Regions from separate parts of the Mus musculus genome. Here regions 2 and 3 are each linked to region 1. The links are chromatin loops, found by intact Hi-C in ENCODE. Cell type or tissue: heart. All regions are shown on one strand. Links, peaks and the distances in the headings refer to the core of each region. The heading gives the core; the rest is flanking DNA. Region 1 holds the start of Polr2a (polymerase (RNA) II (DNA directed) polypeptide A). Region 2 holds the start of Plscr3 (phospholipid scramblase 3). Region 3 holds the start of Nlgn2 (neuroligin 2).

Evidence for each region. A loop is a pair of places that touch in the nucleus more often than their neighbours do. Peaks named below come from ENCODE experiments on the same cell type or tissue, not always from the same donor. Only the 100,000 strongest peaks of a DNase experiment are listed, where the experiment ranks them.
Region 2: it touches region 1 in a loop (3-fold over the local background); 10 of 42 quality-filtered maps call a loop at or near these places.
Region 3: a loop joins it to region 1, with 4 times the contacts of the local background. A loop is called at or near these places in 10 of 42 quality-filtered maps.

What each region holds. Positions count from the first base shown.
Region 1 is chr11:69,755,014-69,761,486 of GRCm38, forward strand. Polr2a (polymerase (RNA) II (DNA directed) polypeptide A) reads right to left here and starts at 3,620. Exons shown (of 29, transcript NM_001291068.1): 1 at 3,118-3,620. The coding sequence starts at 3,210. It overlaps Slc35g3 (solute carrier family 35, member G3), which reads right to left. Exons shown (of 2, transcript NM_019871.2): 2 at 4,871-6,141. The coding sequence ends at 5,122. In heart, for the core only: no CTCF peak of the experiment used is centred there; DNase peaks (open chromatin) are centred at 3,258, 3,678, 4,118, 4,578 and 1 weaker place; H3K4me3 peaks cover 4,382 bases; H3K27ac peaks cover 3,810 bases.
Region 2 is chr11:69,843,080-69,849,552 of GRCm38, forward strand. It overlaps Plscr3 (phospholipid scramblase 3), which reads left to right and starts at 3,538. Exons shown (of 8, transcript NM_023564.4): 1 at 3,538-3,612; 2 at 3,829-3,996; 3 at 4,256-4,494; 4 at 4,578-4,620; 5 at 4,724-4,944; 6 at 5,135-5,296. The coding sequence starts at 3,990. In heart, for the core only: no CTCF peak of the experiment used is centred there; DNase peaks (open chromatin) are centred at 3,342, 4,032, 4,392 and 4,987; H3K4me3 peaks cover 2,754 bases; H3K27ac peaks cover 2,588 bases.
Region 3 is chr11:69,834,519-69,840,991 of GRCm38, forward strand. Nlgn2 (neuroligin 2) reads right to left here and starts at 3,266. Exons shown (of 8, transcript NM_001364137.1): 1 at 2,530-3,266; 2 at 1-159. Tmem256 (transmembrane protein 256) reads left to right here and starts at 4,007. Exons shown (of 4, transcript NM_026982.1): 1 at 4,007-4,131; 2 at 4,402-4,433; 3 at 4,670-4,750; 4 at 4,848-5,040. The coding sequence starts at 4,047. The coding sequence ends at 4,991. In heart, for the core only: a CTCF peak has its summit at 3,325; DNase peaks (open chromatin) are centred at 1,613, 2,243, 2,843 and 3,923; H3K4me3 peaks cover 4,066 bases; H3K27ac peaks cover 3,119 bases; H3K27me3 peaks cover 1,586 bases.

The DNA.
Region 1 (6,473 bases), core at 733-5,732:
AATGTGACAGCAGTTTGGGAACATTGGATCTAGACTATAGGGCAGTTTTGTTCTATTCTAAAGATAGGACCTACGGTATTCAAAAAGGGTTCCTATTAGTAAATATTTAGGTGACTTTCAATTGTCATTTTCAAACAATCTTAAAACGTATTTACCCAAATCATTTTAATTACATGCAAATCAGCACCAGGATCTACTTGGAATGCTAACAGAAAGTTAAGAAAATTAATCCTCCAACAGTGGCAGGCTATTGAAGTAAAACAAAGGGTAGGGGGTTACAGAACGAAGGATGCTATTTAAATGGTCAGAGTAGACATCTAAATACAGAACACACTGACATGAAGAGCAGGCAATAAGGTCTGGGCAGTGTTATTCTAAGCAGCAGAGACTGATTAAATAGCCCCTGAAGCAAGAATAAACTTGCAGTGTTAAAAGCTAAGCAGGTCAGAGTTGCAAAAGGAAACCAAGAAGGGCTAGAGAAATGGCAGAGTGGTTAAAAGCACTTGTTGCTCTTGCAGAGGACCTAGGTTTTATTCCCATCACCCACATGGTGGCTCACTACCTTCAAGAATTCCAGTTTAAGGGGACCCAATGCCCTCTTCTGACTCTCAGGCACCAGGGACACATGTGGTGTACATACATGCATGCTGGCAAAACATTAATAATACTCATAAAATAAATTAATCTAAAAATATTTTTTTAATTTACCAGGAGACTGGTAATAAGATGGAGAGGCAAGCAGGGGCAGAATTTCAAGGAGTCTGGATCCTCCTGAGAGGATGCCATGAAGGGAAGGACCATGATGAAAACATCTCTACAACTACTGGAAGACTGAGGCAGGGCTACTCAGAACAGAGGTCAGTGGGTAGGTACCATCGTAAAGGTAAAGGCTGGCCTGGCCAGGTGGTGGTGGCAGCACTTGGGATGCAGGTCTCTGTGAGGTTGAGGCTAGCCTGGTCTACAGAGCAAGTTCCAGAACTATACAAAGAAACCCTGTCTCAATTTAAAAATTAAATAAATTCTTGGTTTGATGCTGGGTCAAGAGATACATATATTAAAGACTGAATGATCTCCAAAAAGCTAACCAACTTATTCTTCTATCAATAATGCATGAGGTCACTCATCTTCTCATTATTTTTGCTACCAGATTAAGAAACTCTTTTTAACTTGTTATTAGGAAACCTTTAAAAAAATAAAAGATTTATTTTATGAGTACACTGCTGTTGTCTTCAGACACACCAGAAAGGGGCATCAATTTCTATTACAGATGGTTGTGAGCTACCATGTGTGTGTACTCAGGACCTCTGGAAGAGCAGTTAGTGCTCTTAACCACTGAGCCATCTCTCCAGCCCCACCCCACCCCCTTTTATTTTTAATTTGTTAAAGGAAAAAAAAGTCTAACCACGCCAGGTGAGATGGGCTTATGCTCTCAGCACTCAGAAAGGTAAGGCAGAAGAATCACCATTTGCAGGGCAGCCTGAACTGAACAGCAAGATTCTGCTTCAAAATACCAAGAGCTTCAAATACATGTAGCCAAGTGGTCAAGAGCACTTGCCTAGCATGCACAAGGCTGACTTTCAGTCCCAGCAAAATTCAGCCTGGGCTATGAGCTCCAGGATAGCCAGTGCTACATACAGAGACCCTGCTTCAAAAGCAAAACAGAACAAAACCCTGAAAAATCAAACCCTGTCCATCACAGTACAAATTTGTTTCCCAATATACTTATTTTAGTTCTGTTCTAGAGCCTCTGATAAAAGTGGCCCATGTCTGCCTTACTCTTTTAGTACAATGCTTAGCTTACTGTAGGATCATCAGAAAATTTACCTTTATTTATTAATGTAAGGTTTGTCCTCTGGTATCAGCTCCCCTAAAATCCTGTTCTTTCTTAATGTTTTATTACTTTAATTATCTGGAATTTATTTTGTGTCGGTCTGTGAGGTCTTGGATGTCCAGAAACCTGATGTAGGGCTTTGTTTTTTTTTTTTTAAGATTTATTTATTATATGTAAGTACACTGTAGCTGACTTCAGACACTCCAGAAAAGGGCATCAGATCTCATTACAGATGGTTGTGAGCCACCATATGGTTGCTGGGATTTGAACTCATGACTTTCGGAAGAGCAGTCAGTTCTCTTACCTGCTGAGCCATCTTACCAGCCCTGATGTAGGTTTTTCTGTTTTTTCTTTTGAGTTCTGCTATAGTTGAGCCCTTACCCCAACAGGACTGCCTCAGTCTAGAATCAGCTGTTTAATTCCACTCTCTATTCCTCTCAGGAGGAAGAAGTCCAAGTCTCCAAAAGCTATCCCTTGTCTATCCTCACCCACTTCACATCAGCTCTTTACGGAGCTTCTGTACATGCGTGTGTGTATAAGTTACTACTGTCACCTTTATAATTACCCAGTGGTTTCCTACTGAAAACAGAAATTTGGACTCTCTAGAGCGTAATTTACAATATCCCGTGCTTCTTCAGTGCACTCTCCGCACCCACTAACCCTGCCTGCCCCAACACTGGCTTTTCAGTCTCTAGAATACAAGTTTATTTCCCTCTCAGTCCCATGACACTTGTTTCCTCCACCTAAAAAAATAGCTCTGATGACTGATATTACTTGGGAATGTCACCATCCCTGGCAAGTATGTCTTCCAAACCCTGACACCATTCAATTTCAGTGACTTCTTACAGCATTTCCTCATTTTGCTTTAATCTAGGTACTTATTTTTGCTCATTTCTTTTTGTTCTTAAGCTCTCTTCTCTGTTTTTCCCATAGTGTTTTAGAAGGTAGAGTTTCTGTTATATTTATTGTGCAGCTGTGTTCCTAGTGTCTGATTACTGTCACATAGCAGGATGCTCAATATTGGTGAAAGAACTAAAACTGGGGATCCACTTCCTGTACAACTTTCAACCCTGTCTCGTTGAACCGCAGCAATGCTCAAGTATGGAAACATCTTTCTTCTCTGTCCAGTCAAGCACTCATCTCAGGCATAGCATTTCGCTTGTTTAAGTCCTGGCATAATTTAACTTTTGAAGGCTGGACCCCCGCACAACATCAGCATCACTGACCCATCTTCCCAGAGGATCATCAGCCAAAGGCATAGCAGAGAGACGGGCGGACTATCTTACCAATTCATCCGGACTCAGGACTCCGAACTGCACTCTCTTGATGGTGCGCAGCGGGCATGCGCTGTCCCCGGAGGGGGGGCCACCCCCGTGCATGGCGAGGCAGGCGCGCTGCGCAGGCGCAAACCTCGCTACAAAAAGCCTGCGCCACCGCCGCCTAAGTGCTCAGAACCCGTCCGGGCGGCCACCAGGAAAGACCTCCCGGGATAGGGAGGGAAAGGCTGGAGGAGGGAAAGGTGGGGGAGGGGGGAAGGGGGGGGGAAGGCAGAGGAACGAAAAGGGCTGAAAGAAAGCCTTTTCTCCCTTTCCGGAGATTCGTCGGCTCCCAAAAAGGAAACAAAAGAAGGGAGGAGAGGAGGAGGTTTTGGGAGGGAGGAAGAAGAAAAGGGGTAACGAATAAATAAGTAACCGGGATCCTGAACGGCAGAGGTTACGGCAGTTTGTCTCTCCCCCTTCCGGGAGCCACCTTCTTCTCCAACCGTCCCGGTCGCGCTCTCGGCGCTTCTGAGGAGAGAACTGGCTGAGTGACGCCCTTTATAGATTCGCCCTTGTGTCCCGCCCCTTCCTTTCCCGCCCTCCCTTGCGCTACGGGGCCGCCCGCACCGGCCTACACGGAGCGCGCGCGGCGGAGTTGTTGACGCTAGGGCTCCGGCTCCCTGGTTGGGTGTTCTTTCTGACGCGACAGGAGGAGGAGAATGTTCCTGGTCCTGTCGTCCTCCTTTCGGGTTTCCCGTGCACTCAAACCGAGGACTTACAGAACGGAGGATAAAGTTAGGCCATTTTTACTCAGCTTCGGAGTTCAGGCTCATTTTCAGCTAAAGTCTCTCATTAGTATCCCCCCACACACATCGGGAAAATGGTTTGTCCTACGCATCGGTAATGAAGGCGGGGCCCTTCGGGTCCTCCGGAGCGGGTTCCGGGGGTGGGGGGAAGGAGGGAGGGACGGGACGGGCCTCGTTCATGAATATTCAGTTCACCGCTGAATATGCATAAGGCAGGCAAGATGGCGCGTCCAATCAATTGGAAGTAGCCGTTATTAGTGGAGAGGCCCCAGGACGTTGGGGCACCGCCTGTGCTCTAATAGCTTTACGGAGCCCTGGCGCTCGATGTTCAGCCCAAGCTTTTCCCGAGCCCGGAGGCCTATTCTGAAAGTAGAATGGCTGCTACCCAGGAGCCGCAGATCACGCGACCGTGACAATCTGAGAAAAGCAGATTAGCGGTGGGGCAGAATAGGGATGTCTTGGGGAATTCGGGGTCAAGGAAACCCTACACCTTTCAGACGACTTCAGAAATAAGGTGGCGGCTGAGTGTTTCAAGGGAATCTCCCAAAAGAGCATGTTTCCACTCCTTTTCAAAGCAAAGCCAACTGCTCAGCCAACCACAGTGATTCATTCATGCTTGATGTCAGCGTTACATCACCGCTCGGACAGGGAGCACCACCACTGAGGAAAGCAAAATACCTTCCAAAGGAAAGGAAACACGCCCCTCCCCCAGTGCTGGCTGTTCGCCTGACAAGCTGCATTCTTCGTTCTTCATCTCCAGCGCTCTTCTCTTTCCTGCCTGTGGGATTAATCCCCTTGACCCACTACCAGGCTTCCTTAGTCCTCTGGATCTGAGACCTCGCTGCTGAGTGATGCCCTTATTCCCTGTTCCCAGCCCCAATTCCATACCCTGGTTCCTGTACATGCTCCCGGTCTCTCCTCTCCACTTAGTCCCAAGTCACCCTTGAATCCTAGGGCATCTCTCTCCACACCAGTTTTTTGCTTTAATATATATTTTTTATTTTGTGTGTAAGCACGCCACAGCGAATGTATAGAGAGAATAATCTGTAGGAGTCGGTTCTCTCCATCTACCATATAGATCAGGCTTGGTAGCATTAGCCTCTATCTGCTGAGCTATCTCACTGGTCCTCCACACCAGTTCTTTGCCAGGCATTTGTTCTCCCATGGTTTTTATTCCCATCTCTCCTATTTACCCCTGTCCCCCCTCCCCCCCTCAAGTTTGATTTCATTCCTCCGTTTGCCCTTCCTTATCACAACTGAGGTTCTGGGCAGTAATGATGGCAATGCTGCCCAACACAACCCCTGCTCCCATGATGTCAGAAGGTGCCACGGTCTCATAGAGCACGTAATACTGCAGCATGAGGGCTACCACGACCTCAGAGTGCAGGACAGCACATACCAGGGCAGGGTGGGCCTTGGTGACTGCATAGCTCACACATACAAAGGAAACCAATGCAAGGAGCCCCACTGCCACCACACAGCTCCAGCTTAGAGTGTCTTGGGGTAGCACAGGGGTCTGCAGCACAAAGAGGCCTGGTACAGAGACCATTAGCCCCACCAGGCCAAAAAGGAAGGCCACAGTTGGTAGACAGGAAGGGAAGTGTAGAGAGCGGTAAATCTGCAGCCCCAGTGACAGTGCCAGTCCTCCCAGGAAAGCCAGTACATAGCCCAGGGCTGTGTAGAGGCCAGTAGTCCCTTCTTGCAGTGTCCCTAGTCCAGGTCCCACGATGATGATTAGCCCAAGGGTGCTGCCAAACAGGCCACACCAGGCATAGCCACTGAGACCCTGGCTCTCGAGGCAGAGTGCCAGGAGGGCAGAGCACACGGTGGAAGAACCTTTGCGGACAGTGACTGCGTTGCCGGCAGGCACCACCTGAACAGCACTGTAGGCGCAACCAATGCTGAGGACATTAAGAATGGCATGGAGGAAGGCCCGAACCCGAACATCAGGAGGTCCCAGCAGTGGATCACCACGGAACTTAAGTAACAAGGCAATGGGGAGGTGGAAGAGGCATCGGAAGATGAGCAGCTCCAACGAGGGCAACTGGGAGGTCTGGTAAGCCATACGGGAGAATGGGCCCACGAAGCCAGCAGACAGGCCTCCACCCAGCAGGGCCACAAACAGGCCTTTGGTGGCATTGGAGGGCCCACAGCGATGGTGATGTTTGGAGGGGAGGCTGGCTGGAGTGGAGGGCGGCGATGGCTGGGTGAAGTCAGGTAGGTTGAAATAGGGATGACTGGCAGCCTGTTAGGGAGAAAGGAGCTTGGACAGGAGAGCAACCACAGCCCTGGGGTAGGGTGAGTGGCAGGCTGAAACCTTGGACCCTTCAGGATAGTAGAGGAACTCATAGGAGCTAGAAAGGGCCTGAAGATGGATGAAATGATACAGTGTGGGCCTTGAGGATCTAAAGCAGGAGGCAGGTAGTGAATAGTCCTGGAGCCTCATGTTTCTCTGGGTAGTTAGTTGTTCCTGGGTGGAAAAAAGAGGACCCAGGGATACTCTGTTTGTTTGAGGAATGGGAGTTAGCTTCAGATGCTGTGTGTATCCATATCATGTCACAGGCTCCAGGAACTTTT
Region 2 (6,473 bases), core at 1,203-6,202, 89 kb after region 1:
AACCTCAAAGCTTTCCTGCACTGAAACTCCACCTCCAACAAGACCACACTTCCTAGTTCTCCCTAAACGAACAGTTCCACCCACTGAAGAACAAGTGTTCAAACATCTGAGTCAATGCGAGCTTCTAACTGAAAACGTCATTGTTCGTGTGAAGTGGTCTCATGCAGCCCATGGTGGGCCTCACATTTGCTGTGTATCCATGGATGACCTTGAACTTTTGATCCTCTGCCTCCATCTTCCAAGTGCTGAGATTATAGGCCTGGTTTATGGAAATGTCTCAGGCCCACTCTGAGCAAGGGTGTGCATTAGTGAGAGAACGCCAGGCATGACAGCAAGGCACAGGCATCCAGGGCTAACATACGGAGTCTATGGGTGGGAGCCAGAGGAAGGGATCTGTGGGCCAGAGCTTTCAGTGGGGCCCAGGGCATTTCCCAGATCTGTTAGTTTCCCATAAAGGACTGAACTGCATAATTTGAAGGGAGCACAAAGCCCAGGTAAGGAAGGCAAGCAAGGATTTGGTTCACCAGGCTTCAAACCACAATGAAGTTGTCAAATGCTTCACAGCCTTCACGGGGCTCTGTCTAAAACAGGATTGGGTTGAGAGTGACCTACTACATAGGTCAAGAGGATGATAAAACTTGGACAGGGCCGGGCAGTGGTGGCACAAGCCTTTAATCCCAGCACTTGGGAGGCAGAGGCAGGCGGATTTCTGAATTCGAGGCCAGCCTGGTCTACAGAGTGAGTTCCAGGACAGCCAGGGCTACACAGAGAAACCCTTTCTCAAACAAAACAAAACAAAACAAAACAAAACAAAACAAAACAAAACAACCAACAACAACAAAAAACGTAGCCAAAGGCTGGAACACAGCACAGGCACACATGTGCTTGTGCCCCAGCTCGGGAACACACACACACACACACACACACACACACACACACACACACACACTGGGTGAGGGAGCTGTGAAGATAATATTGTTAGGAAGAATCCATTTGGGTCAATTCTTAAACGTGCCAGGGGCAGGTTTCTTTTTCTTTTGTTTTCTTTTGTTTGTTAAGTTTTATTTATATGAGTACATTGTAGCTGTCTTCTGACCAGAAGACAGAAGAGGGCATGGGATCCCATCACAGGTGTTCTTTTTTCAAACTCCAGCCCCCACCGTGTAGCCTGGCTGACTAGAACTCACTATGTAGACCAGGCCGGCCTTGTCTCTGCTTCCTGAGTGCTGGGATGAAAGGTATGAGCCATTATGCCAGGCTGTAGTTAGGTTTATTAGTGGAATGAACAACATAGCAGGGCAAAGTGGTGCAAGCCTTTAATCTCAGCACACCAGAGGTAGAGACAGGTATATCTCTGTTAGTTGGAGGCTAACCTGGGCTACATAGTGAATTCCAGGATAGCCAAAGCCACATAATAAGACCTGTCTTAAACAAAAGACTAGAACATTCTCCTCTCTCATCTCCTAGAGTTCAAATCTTCCAAGATGTTCAGATTCCAGGAGCAAGAGAGATGGCCTAGGGGATCAAAGCCCTGACTGCTCTTCCAAAGGACCTGGGTTTGATTCCCAGCACCCATATGGCAGCTCCCAGCTCTCTGAACGTCCAGTTCCAGGGGACGCGACGACACCTTCTTCTGAGCACTGCATGCACCTGTTATGGAGTCATACACTCGGGCATGACACCCTATAGACATAGTAAAATTAAGAATGCAGACCTCGCTGTTTCTTGTGAGACTATGCCGGGGCCTAGCAAACACAGAAGTGGATGCTCACAGTCAGCTATTGGATGGGTCACAGGGCCCCCAATGGAGGAGCTAGAGAAAGTACCCAAGGAGCTAAAGGGAACTGCAACCCTATAGGTGGAACAACAATATGAACTAACCAGTACCCTGGAGCTCTTGTCTCTAGCTGCATATGTATCAAAAGATGGCCTAGTCAGCCATCACTGGAAAGAGAGGCCCTTTGGACTTGCAAACTTTATATGCCCCAGTACAGGGAAATGCCAGGACCAAAAAGAGGGAGTGGGTGGGTAGGGGATTGGGGGGGTGGGTATGGGGGACTTTTGGGATAGCATTGGAAATGTAAACGAGAAAAATACCTAATAAAAAAGAAAGAAAGAAAAAAAAAGAATGCAGACCTCAGCAGTGGAAACATGGCCCTTGTTGGTAAGACCACCCATTGCTCTGTGCTCAACCTTACACTGAAGTGGGCTTATTTGGCATTTGGGGACAGTTAAAGCTTCCTTCCGCTCATTTGCTGGGTTTTCAGCACTAGTAAGAAGTACCCCCAAAGGAACGGGATCTTAGAGGTGAAAGGTCAACAGAGAGACCAAGATATATGAAGCCAGGGATTGCACGGGCAGGCAGTAAATGACATAGCACAGCAAGGCAAGGGGGAGGAGGGGTCTGTGCTGTGCAGAAGGGTCTCAGAGGCCTAGCATGACTCAACTTGCAATTTTCTCCTTACATCCTATCTCTGAGGCATAATGAAGTCATGTTCCCTCATATACACATCAACACTGCCTCACTGCCCTGGTCTCTGGTGCAATCCACCACAGTAGGACCAGATTTCTGTAAGAACCTCTCCCTTACCTTGGCCTGCCCACAGCCTCCTGGGTTGTTCTGACACAGTAGTTCTCAGTTTAGGCTGTACAATAAAAACTAGAATTCTAAGAATCCCTAGTCTGCACCCCAAGCACTAATATACAATTGATAGGAAGTTAAGACCCAGGCACAAGTGATGGGCTAGTTTCGGCTTTGTTTCTTTAATATCTCCCCTAGTGACCCAGGTCACTCCCAAGCTGACCTGGAACTCGCGATCCTCCACACCTGCCCAGATACTATGCTATCTTCTTTTGAGGAAAGGAGTCTTTTGAGAGAGTCTCCCTATTGTAGCCCTGACTTGGTCTGGAACTATGTAAAACAGACTGGCCTCATACTTGTGACTCTCCTCTTGCCTCTCCTTTCCCAAACGCTGGGATTGCATGTTTTGCCTCCATACTGGGGAATGGAGGGCCTGTTCTGTTCAAGTGTCTTTCCCTGAGCCTTACCTCATGCACATTCATTACTGTTACCTTTTGAAAGTCTGTCACGCGTGTAATGGGCGTGCCTGAACTGAGAGGTGACTGAGTGGGTCAACGCTGTGACAGGGGGAGAACACAGCGAGGTCGCCCTGAGAAGAACACCGAGCCAAGTCTGGGAGGCAAGGAATGAGTGTGAATGGTGTTCCGCTGCGTCAGCGAGGCCCGCCCCGCCCTTGGGAGGAGGATCCCGGGGACCGGAGCAGCCACGCGGTGGGGAGGCAGAGCAGCAACCCGCGGAAAAGGCGAGGGTCTTGCTGCTGGGGATAGGGCCGCAATCACCCTCCAACAGGCCAGGTCTCCAAGCCTCTGCAGTCGGAGCGGAAGGGGCGGAACCACGGTGAACAAAGCGCACAAGGTCCAAGGTCCGCGGCCCCGGGGGAGGAGAAGCGCCTGCTTTCTGCGCAGTCGCCCCGCCCGGACTGGGGGGCGGGACTTAGGCGACCCGGGGGTGGGGTCAGATCTGGGCCCGCCTCCACCAGCGCCTGTGAGCCCCGGAGTGCGTGGCCCCCCGACTTATTCTGGGGGCTTCAGGTGAGCCGGACCATAGAGGGGTTAAGGAGACTTTCCTCGGGGTCAGGTCATCTGTCTGACCTCAGGACCATCTGCCCTGCCGTCTGCCAACAGCCATCTCCGTAGAAAAAATGGGAGAACAAAGGGAGGGGGCGGTCCTGGGGCCCCTAAGAAAATTCAGGGTCCTAGGTACCCCGCCCCGCCCGCTGACACTTTCGGTTTCTCCCCGAGTCTTAGGTGCCGCCCTAGAGACCCTGGGCCCGTACTGGGCGCAGCTACCTCTTCGCCTCTGCCTGTCCGTCTTTGTTTCTGTGTCTGTCTAGCTGTTCCCGAGCTTGTCCCACTCCAGAACTAAGTCTCCCCTACGCCAAAAGCCCAAGACTCCCCTCCTGATTCCCATGGCAGGTACGTTGACGCTAGGTTGGGGTCTCCATTATTCCCCCCTGCCCCCACGAAATTGGGTGCCGGGTGTCGAACACATTCTCCAGGAATGTGCTCAGACTGGCTGCGTGGGGCCCTCCCTTCCTCCTGGGGAGCCACCGCCCTGCCCCTCCGCCCCATCATTCTCTGCCTCTTCTTACGTTTTCCGCGGGTGCTCCTGGTCCTTGGGCTGTGAAAGAAGAGTCCACAGATAACTTTCTAATCTACTCCTGCTCCCCTACAGGCTACTTGCCCCCCAAAGGCTATGCCCCTTCACCCCCACCTCCCTACCCCGTGCCATCTGGGTATCCAGAGCCGGTGGCTCTGCATCCTGGACCGGGACAAGCTCCAGTGCCCACCCAGGTGCCTGCCCCTGCTCCCGGCTTCGCTCTCTTCCCCTCGCCAGGCCCAGTGGCTCCAGGGCCTCCTGCTCCTTTCGTGCCATTGCCAGGGGTGCCTCCTGGCCTCGAATTCCTAGTGCAGGTGAGTGAGAGAGAGGATGGCTGGGAGGAGAACTGAAGTTCGAGGTGACGGATAAGGTCAACGCTGCTCTTAACTCTTTACAGATTGATCAAATCTTGATTCATCAGAAGGCTGAACGAGTGGAAAGTGAGTAGGAGATGGATGGAGCAAGATGGGCTTCATGATCTTTATGGCAGTGGTTAGCTTCTGGGCAGGTGGCCCCCGAGCCTCAGCGTGTTGCCCTTCCCAGCGTTCCTAGGCTGGGAGACCTGTAATATGTATGAACTTCGCTCCGGAACCGGACAGCAACTGGGTCAGGCAGCTGAAGAGAGCAACTGTTGTGCCCGCCTGTGCTGTGGTGCCCGCCGACCATTTCGAATCCGCCTAGCGGACCCTGGGGACCGCGAGGTGCTCCGGCTCCTCCGCCCACTTCATTGTGGCTGCAGCTGCTGCCCCTGTGGTCTTCAGGAGGTGGGCATGGCAGGTTTTGGGGTGGTTGGTGGGCAGTGTATGGTAAGCAGCGCAGAAAGAGTTGTGGCTTTAATAGGAGTGGGGGCGGTTTAGTTGAGGGTCTGAACAGTCAGAAGACAGCTGGCACCAGTGAAGAGCGCTGGCCAAGGTGTCCTGGCTTGACAGTAATCCTGTCTGCTTCCCTTTCCAGATGGAAGTCCAGGCTCCACCTGGCACCACCATTGGCCATGTGCTACAGACCTGGCATCCCTTCCTTCCTAAGTTTTCCATCCTGGATGCTGATCGCCAACCTGTTCTACGAGTTGTAGGGCCTTGCTGGACTTGTGGCTGTGGTACAGACACCAACTTTGAGGTATTATGAATTAGGGGGCGGTGATTTCTAGGCTCTTCACAAACCAAGATTGGGGGCGATGAGCTGGCTCAGAGGGTGAAGGTACTTGCCACCAAGTTTGACAACCTGGGCCCTAGCCATGAGTCCCATATTGTAGAAGACAGTTCCTGCAAACTGTCCTCCCCACACACATGCCATGGTGCACGCAATCAATCAACCAAGCAATCATTCAATCAGTCAATGTAATTAGAAAAACAAGAAGAAAAGGCAGTAGCCTCCGTGCTAACGGATGACTTAAGGTCAAGACCTGTCTGAAACCAAAAATGTCTTCTTCAGTCCAAGACTGCATGTTCCCTACAGCCCTGCAGGGCCTTAGGGAGCATCTGAGGCCAGCCTGCATCTAAAGTGGAGGACTGTTATCTCCCAGTCTTCCACTGCATACATTTGCCATGGGCTCGACCCAGGTAGCCCCTGTGCTTATCTGTAAGCATAGACCCTTTCATAATTTAACCCTTGGCTTGGCCTGGAAACCTAGAAGTCCAAATGACCCATCTAACCAGAAGTCCAGGTGATGTCCTTCTCCCAGAGACTTCCTCTCACCAACCCAGGACCAGAGGAACCCAGCTGGTAAAGACTCCAGAGTGAGGGTTGGGAGACTCTCTGGCTCCTAGCACTGCTCGGACTCTTGAGTTCTTTAAGGGATGAGTCCCCATTCTGATAAGGGAGAAACAACAGGTTTCATCCAGTAGAGGTGCTTCACCTAAGGTTGCCTTTTAAAAAGTGAGTCACCTTAGTAGTCAGAGGCAGTTTTTGTGGCCGAGAACCGGTTGGAGAGGAGATAATTGTGTGATCTCCGCGATGGGAATGTGTACGCTATGGGGTTCTCAGGGAGTCAGTGTCCCTTTCACACAATCCTGAATGGTCCATGCGTGAGGCACACTCTCAGGACTGCAGAGTTGGCAGCAGTAGACTTTGCTGAGCCCGGGACTAGGCTGCAGGAAGTTCCCTGCAGCTGCAGGAAGAGGCAGGAAGAGGATGAACAGGAGGTAGAAGGAAATTACTTCAGTTCTAGTCACTGGACCAGGAAGTCACTGAGATACCACTTAGTTTCACATGCCTTGTTATTGCGGAGCTCCAAGAGGCCAGCGAGAACCACAGTCCTCAGAGGCTACCCGTTGGCCCGTCAGCTAGGATTAGG
Region 3 (6,473 bases), core at 1,009-6,008, 80 kb after region 1:
TCGCCCCAGGAGGGAGGAGGGGGCGGGGGAAAGGAAGGAGGAGGGGGACGGGAAGGGACCTGGGTTAGAAGGGACAGAAGAGGAGTCTATTTCTCTCCATGGAGGGGGTAGGGGGTGGGGAAGGGGAAGAAGGTAGAAGAAGGTGCTGGGAGGCCCGACCTGCCGGGTGAAGGGGAGAACGGGGACCCGGACAGGGTGTGCAAGATACAGACAGACAAACAGACAGAAAAATACAGAGAAGTGGAAGAAGGGAAGGGAAATTGGATGGGGAGGACGGAAAGGATGGGGAAACAAGAGACAAGTGGTTAGTGGCTTGAATTTCAGATCGAGTTACCCCCTTTCTCCCACCCGCAGGCCCCCTGACATCCCCTTCCCCCAGCTGCCCTCTTCCCTCCGCAGAGACACAAGTTGGGGGTGGCGTCAGATGTGGTAAAATGTCCAGGGCAGGGTCGAGGGGGGGGAATCCTAGACTCAGGGTGCCTCTTTCCTGCCTCTATCCCTCCCAGGCAGGCTCTCCCTAGGGACTCAGGAGTCCCAGTCCCCACTTCCCTGAGAGAATGAGATAGACAAGGAAGAGAAAATAAAAATACCAAGTCATTAATTAGCAGGAAGTGGCGGGTTTGTTTATACGTGTTAATTACTCCTGAGCTGTAATTTCATGGCGCTGAACCCCCACCCCAGGCCAGCCTCTGGGCCTTCTCAGGACTGTACAAACCCCAGTACCTTCTGTCCCCATCAGTGTACCATTCCCTAAAGATCTGTGCACTTGGGGTCCTTTTCTCCCCAGGCCCTTCCATGTCTTCCCTTAGAAGTTGGGGTGTCTATAGCCAGGGGTTAGAGTGAGTAGGGGATGCTGAAGGGGCAAATCCAGGGACAGATGCATGATCCTGCAGCCGGTTGCTGGGCGACAGGATGCTGCCCCGCAATGTTACCTCGGCAACGGGCTGCAGCTTTAACCCTGGAGGGGGGTGGTCTAGAGGAAGAGGGGAAGGGGCTTGCTTGGTTGCTGAGTCCCTTCGGGCCGTGAGAGGGAGGACAGGGACAAGAGTCAGAACGCTAGTTTCACCCAATCTTATCAGAGAGGAAGAAATATGTATATATGAGGGGAGGGTAGTCTAGGCGAACAGAGAATCCTAAGAGACATGCCCCTCCCCCCATCCTGCTTAGCCCCATCAGAGCCTAACCCTACTGACCAGGTCTTTGGCAGATGGGGAGGGGGGATAAGAGAAGCAGTACTGAGGTTGGCTTCTCAAATAAGCTTACTGACACCCCCCCACCTAATCTGGAAGAGCCTTGGACCCTGGCTGAGGTCTTCTTTGCACAGCATTTTGACCTATGTCCTGAGGCAAACCTCAGATATCTTCTCACCCCAGGAGCACCCCCTCCCCTTCCCAGTCCCCCTCCCCCTTGCCAGTCCCCAGTATTACTGCTGCCCTGGTACCCAGGCAGCAGGAACAGGACCAGTAAAAAGGTAGGCAGGGCAGACACCCAGGTCATTTCAGTAAGCCCCCCCTTGGCACCCCCCCCTTCAGGACTGTTTGCTGACGCTGGGCTTTTCAGAGCCAGGCGCCAGCCCGCGGGTGGCTCTCTGCAGGTGTCAATTTATTCCAGAGATGAGGACACAGGAGTCCTCACCACTCACACCCAGTCATGCCCTCCCCTTTTCAGGTCCTTTTAGGCTCCTGTTCTCCCATCAGCTGAAGGGGGGGTTGTAGTTGACCCCCCCCCAATCTCTTTTTCCTATGCCAGGCTGGGCCTTGCTATCTCTTCCCTCTTCTCCCATCATGTCCTGCCTCAGTCACCCCTTTCCCTTAAGGTACTTTGGGCCCCTTGCCTCCTCTCCTCTAACTAGCTTTTCTCTCTTCCCCTCCCACTAGAGCCCCCCCCCCCCCATCTTTCTCCTCCGAACAGGGTCCCTTGGAGCATCTTTCCTTGGCCTTAACTGGCTTGCTCCAGCTCTTGCCTTCAGTCTCTCACCCCTCAGTCTTTTCTCATTTCTGTCTCCTTGGTGTTTCTCATCGCTCTCTCCTCCAAATACCTTCTCTGATTTTCTCCCTCAAGTGCTCTCTCTCTCTCTCCTTTTTTCTATTACTCTCTCCCCCATTTTCTCTCTTCATCTCTGTCTGCCACATCTTGCTCCCCCCTCCTCCCGATCCCTCTGCCTTGCTCTTCCATTCCAGCCCAGGCCCGACTCCCCCAACCGGGGAGAGTTGAGGGACGGGGGCTCAGGCCGCAGCCCCCCCCCCTTCCTGCAGTGGGGAAAATGGCTTGGCCGGGAAGGGGAGAAGGAGGGGGAGGGGGAGATGGGAACACACGGGGTCTGTGGGCCCATTCAAAGGATCATTCATGGACTGGAGAGAGGCAGAGACAAAGAGACCAAGACGCAGAGACACGGCGAGAGCATCCTTAGGCGGAGACACGCAGACAGAGCAGGCTGAGGGAAACCAGGCGCAGGGAGGAATATGGGAAGAGGAAGACCCCAATGGACCGCCGCGCAGCCCCCTCCACCCAGCATGGCTTAGCTCCTACCTGGATCAGCCCTGGGGCCGTGGTGCCTCCATCCAGGGCTCCGAGCGGGGGGCGGACGGGTTTCAGAAGGGGGGCGGCGGCCTCTGAGCCCCCGCGGCCCCGCAGGCCCAGCCCCCGCCTGCAGCGCCTCACCCGGCGGGGGAGGGGGATCGCCCCAGCCCCGGGGGGCGGGGCCGGAATCCAGTCGATCCCCAGGAAAAGGAAAGCTAGGGTATAGGGTCAGAGAGAGCTCAAGAACAGGGAACCCCGCAGTGGGAAAGGCTGAGCCAGGAGGGAGCAATGGGACAGGACTAGATTGGAGATCCACTGGTTCTCTGGGATGGCTTCGAGGGACCAGGAGGCGGTTCAGGCGACAGATCCTAAGGGATCGGGTGCTGGAGGAGGAGTCCACGGCAATCCCTAGGGGCCCGGAGCCCCGGAGCGCAGAATCCGCGGTGCAGGGGCAGGGATCCAGCCGGAATCCTCGGGGAGGGGGAGGGATCTAGTCGATCCCGAGGGCGGGCGGGAGGGAGATCCGGGGAGTCAGAAGAGGGCGGGGGCCGAGTCCCGAGCCTCGAGGCAGAGGTCGGTGCGGCTCCTAGGAAGGAAGGCAAGGGCTAGGGGAGGCTTTGGGAAATGCTCAGTAGCCAGGAGGCCCGGACTCCTGGCTCTGCGCGCCAGGGCCCGCCCGCCCCGCGTCCATCCCAGCTCGAGAGTGATGATCCGCCGGCGGAGCAGCCGCAGCAGCCCCGCGCGTCACCGCGCGGCCGCCTCCCCCGCCCCCTGCCGAGAGAGCGGCGCACACCCCTCGCTTGCACCCGCCTGCCCACCCGCCCTCTGGAGTGTGGGGGGGGATTGAAGACAGTGAAAGGGGTGGGAGTGGACAGACGGACGGATGGACGTAGCGAACTAGAGCAGGGTGAAGACATCTCTCCCCCCGCCCCCCCGGATCTCCCACCCTCTGGGCTCTCCGGGTCTAGCAAGGGGGAGAACAGCTGAACTATAGAGGGCAGGGCATCACACGAAGAAGGCGGGGCCTCTAGGCACAGAGGCGGAGCCATCGTGGGATGGGAGGGGTTTGATGGCAATAGGTGGAGCTTAGAAATCCGTGGGGCCGCCCCTTTTGAGGAGTGGGTCTGGTTTGAAGCAGAACAGGAGGAGCCTGTAGAAAAAGGGGTGGAACTTTGTGGGGGACCGATATCTTTGCAAATTAGCTGGAGGTGTGGGGTTGGGGTGTCGAAGAGGCGATCAACTTGGAAAGTGGGCCAATCCGTGACGCAAATCCTCTAGTCCCACCCTCAACCCCGCCTCCCACTGCTCCGCTCCTCCGCTCCTAATTGGTTCTAGTTTCTCCGCCCGCCAGACATCTTCTCCATTCAACAGAAGTTTTACAAAGGCGTCTGTAAGGGAACCGGGGCTCTGAAATGAACATAGCCCTGATTGGGCATTTTTGGACCTTATTTGCATGGGCAATCGGGATTGGCTGGCTTGTTGGGTGGTCAGGGCGGTGTTGGTTCCGCGCGTGACCACCCACAGCTATGGCCGGGGTAGGGGCTGCTTTCCGCCGCCTAGGTGCCTTGTCCGGAGCTGGGGCCTTGGGTTTGGCCTCCTACGGGGCACACGGTCAGGGGACGTGGGATGCAGCTGGGCTGGGGGCAATCTTTGGGATCTGGTGCGGGGAGGGACCTATAGGAAGTGTCTTGTCTTTTATGGAATAGAGATCCCTTGGAACCCCGAACCTTCAAGTTTGTCTTTAGGTCCAAAAGCGTCTCAGTACTACATCTGTTTCCACCAGTCAGAAGCTTCCAGGGATGCAGTGTCTACTTAGGTGCCCCTGGGGTTTGAGAGGGTCTAAGCCAATACAGTTCTGATTGGTTTTGCATCTCTCTACAGGCGCTCAGTTTCCGGATGCCTACGGGAAGGAGGTGAAGTAACAGTTCTGGGACTCCTGGACTTGGCGCGATGTTTGGGTGTCCTTAAACTGGGAGGGGGTGGGGAGATGAATGGGAAGGCAGTCAAGTGTAGGTCTCTACTGCAAGGACTGCAGGCCTGTGGCTTGAAGACCTGGGGGAGCAGCAAACTGAGCCGTCAGAGGTGACAGTGTTAATGGACTTCGGTCCTATGTTGCTTAGAAAATCTCTCTCTTCTCTTTTTCTTACAGCTCTTTGACAAGGCCAACAAACACCACTTTTTGCACAGCCTGGCCCTGTTAGGGGTACCCTCTTGCAGAAAACCTGTCTGGGTAACCAATTCCCTTGCCTAATTTAAATCAAACCTCATTTACTCCCTCATGTTGCTTTGTTCTTAAAATTCTGTATTCTGTTCTCTGCCTCTTCCAGGCAGGATTACTGTTAGCTTCTGGAACTACCTTATTCTGCACCAGCTTCTACTACCAGGCTCTGAGTGGAGACACCAGCATCCAGACTCTGGGGCCTGTGGGAGGGAGCCTGCTAATCTTGGGCTGGCTTGCCTTGGCTTTTTGAAGTCTCTTGTTTAAGCGCCCAGTCCTGGCCTTTCTGGGTAATTGGGCGCAGAGGGAAGGAGCCAATGTTGAAGCAGAAAAGAAATTAAAAGAAAAAGGCATATAAAGAACTTTGGTGTCTTTATTCATCTAACATTGAGCAAGGGAGGGCAGAGAGTCTACCTTTGAATTTGCATTTCTAACTACAAAGATCCTCTGGTTCTGGAATTCCAATCTTTACAAGGTGTTGTAATTGTGTGTAGGGCTCATAAAGAGCGCTTGAACTAATGGAGCCTCTTACCTAAAGAGCACATGAGGGGCTGGAGAGATGGCTCAGTGGTTAAGAGCGCCGACTGCTGATCCTGAGTTCAAATCCCAGCAACTACATGGTGGCTCACAACCATCCGTTATGAGATCTGACGCTCTCTTCTGGTGCATCTGAAGTCAGCTACAGTGTACTTAGCTTTTATAATAATAAACAAATCTTTTTTTAAAAAACACATGGGAATGTAGATTTTAGTAATTTCATTCATGTAGTTCATTGGAGTTCCCCTCCAAACTCCCCCATATTGAGGGTTGACCCCAGAGCCTTGGGAATGGTGGGCAGTTTTTCTTCTGTTGAGTTGTATGTCCAGGTGCTTCCTTCCTTAGCCTCCTGGTTGCTGAGATTACAGGTGTGTACACCCACCTTTGTTAGAATTTCGTTACGTGAGGATGGTGAGGTTTAGCCCTGTTATTCCAGGGATGTTCTTTTCCACAGTGTCCACCTGGTGAAACAAATGTTTTCCATGCCCACACAGTTGAGAAGTGAGAGCCATGGCAATACCGAACAGGCATGCAGTTAGTGTAAACTGTGTTGGGATTCAAAACCCAGATGTATTGGACATCGAAAAATGTTTTGCAGTGCTTGAGATGATCCTTAAAGGAGCCCTAGTGTGTGGAGGACATTTCAGTGAACGGAGAGTGAGGAAGACCTGGGGAGGGTTGGATCTTCCTTGCTAAGTTTGAACTAAGATGGAAAAAGAGACACAATTGCAAAGCATACTTGACTAATTCTCATAGAATGGCGAGAACTGACAGACATTTAAGGGACATTTAATAAGCCAGTGTTGATGGGGTGGCAAACACCAAGGAGGGCCAACATGGGCAAGACAGGTGCTGTCCTTTCTCTCATGGAACGCCTTACCTGCTGGGTTTAAAACAACTAAACGTGGGCTGGTGAGATGGCTCAGCAGGTAAGAGCACTGACTGCTCTTCTGGAGGTCCTGAGTTCAAATCCCAGCAACCACATGGTGGCTCACAACCACCCATAATGAGATCTGAAGACAGCTACAGTGTACTTACATATAATAAATAAAATAAAATAAAATAAAGTTAAAAAAAACAACTAAACGTGGGGCTGGAGAGAAGGCTCAGAGGTTAAGAGCACTGGCTGCTCTTCCAGAGGTCCTGAGTTTGAATCCCAGCAAACACACAGTGTCTCCCATCTATAATGGGATCTGAT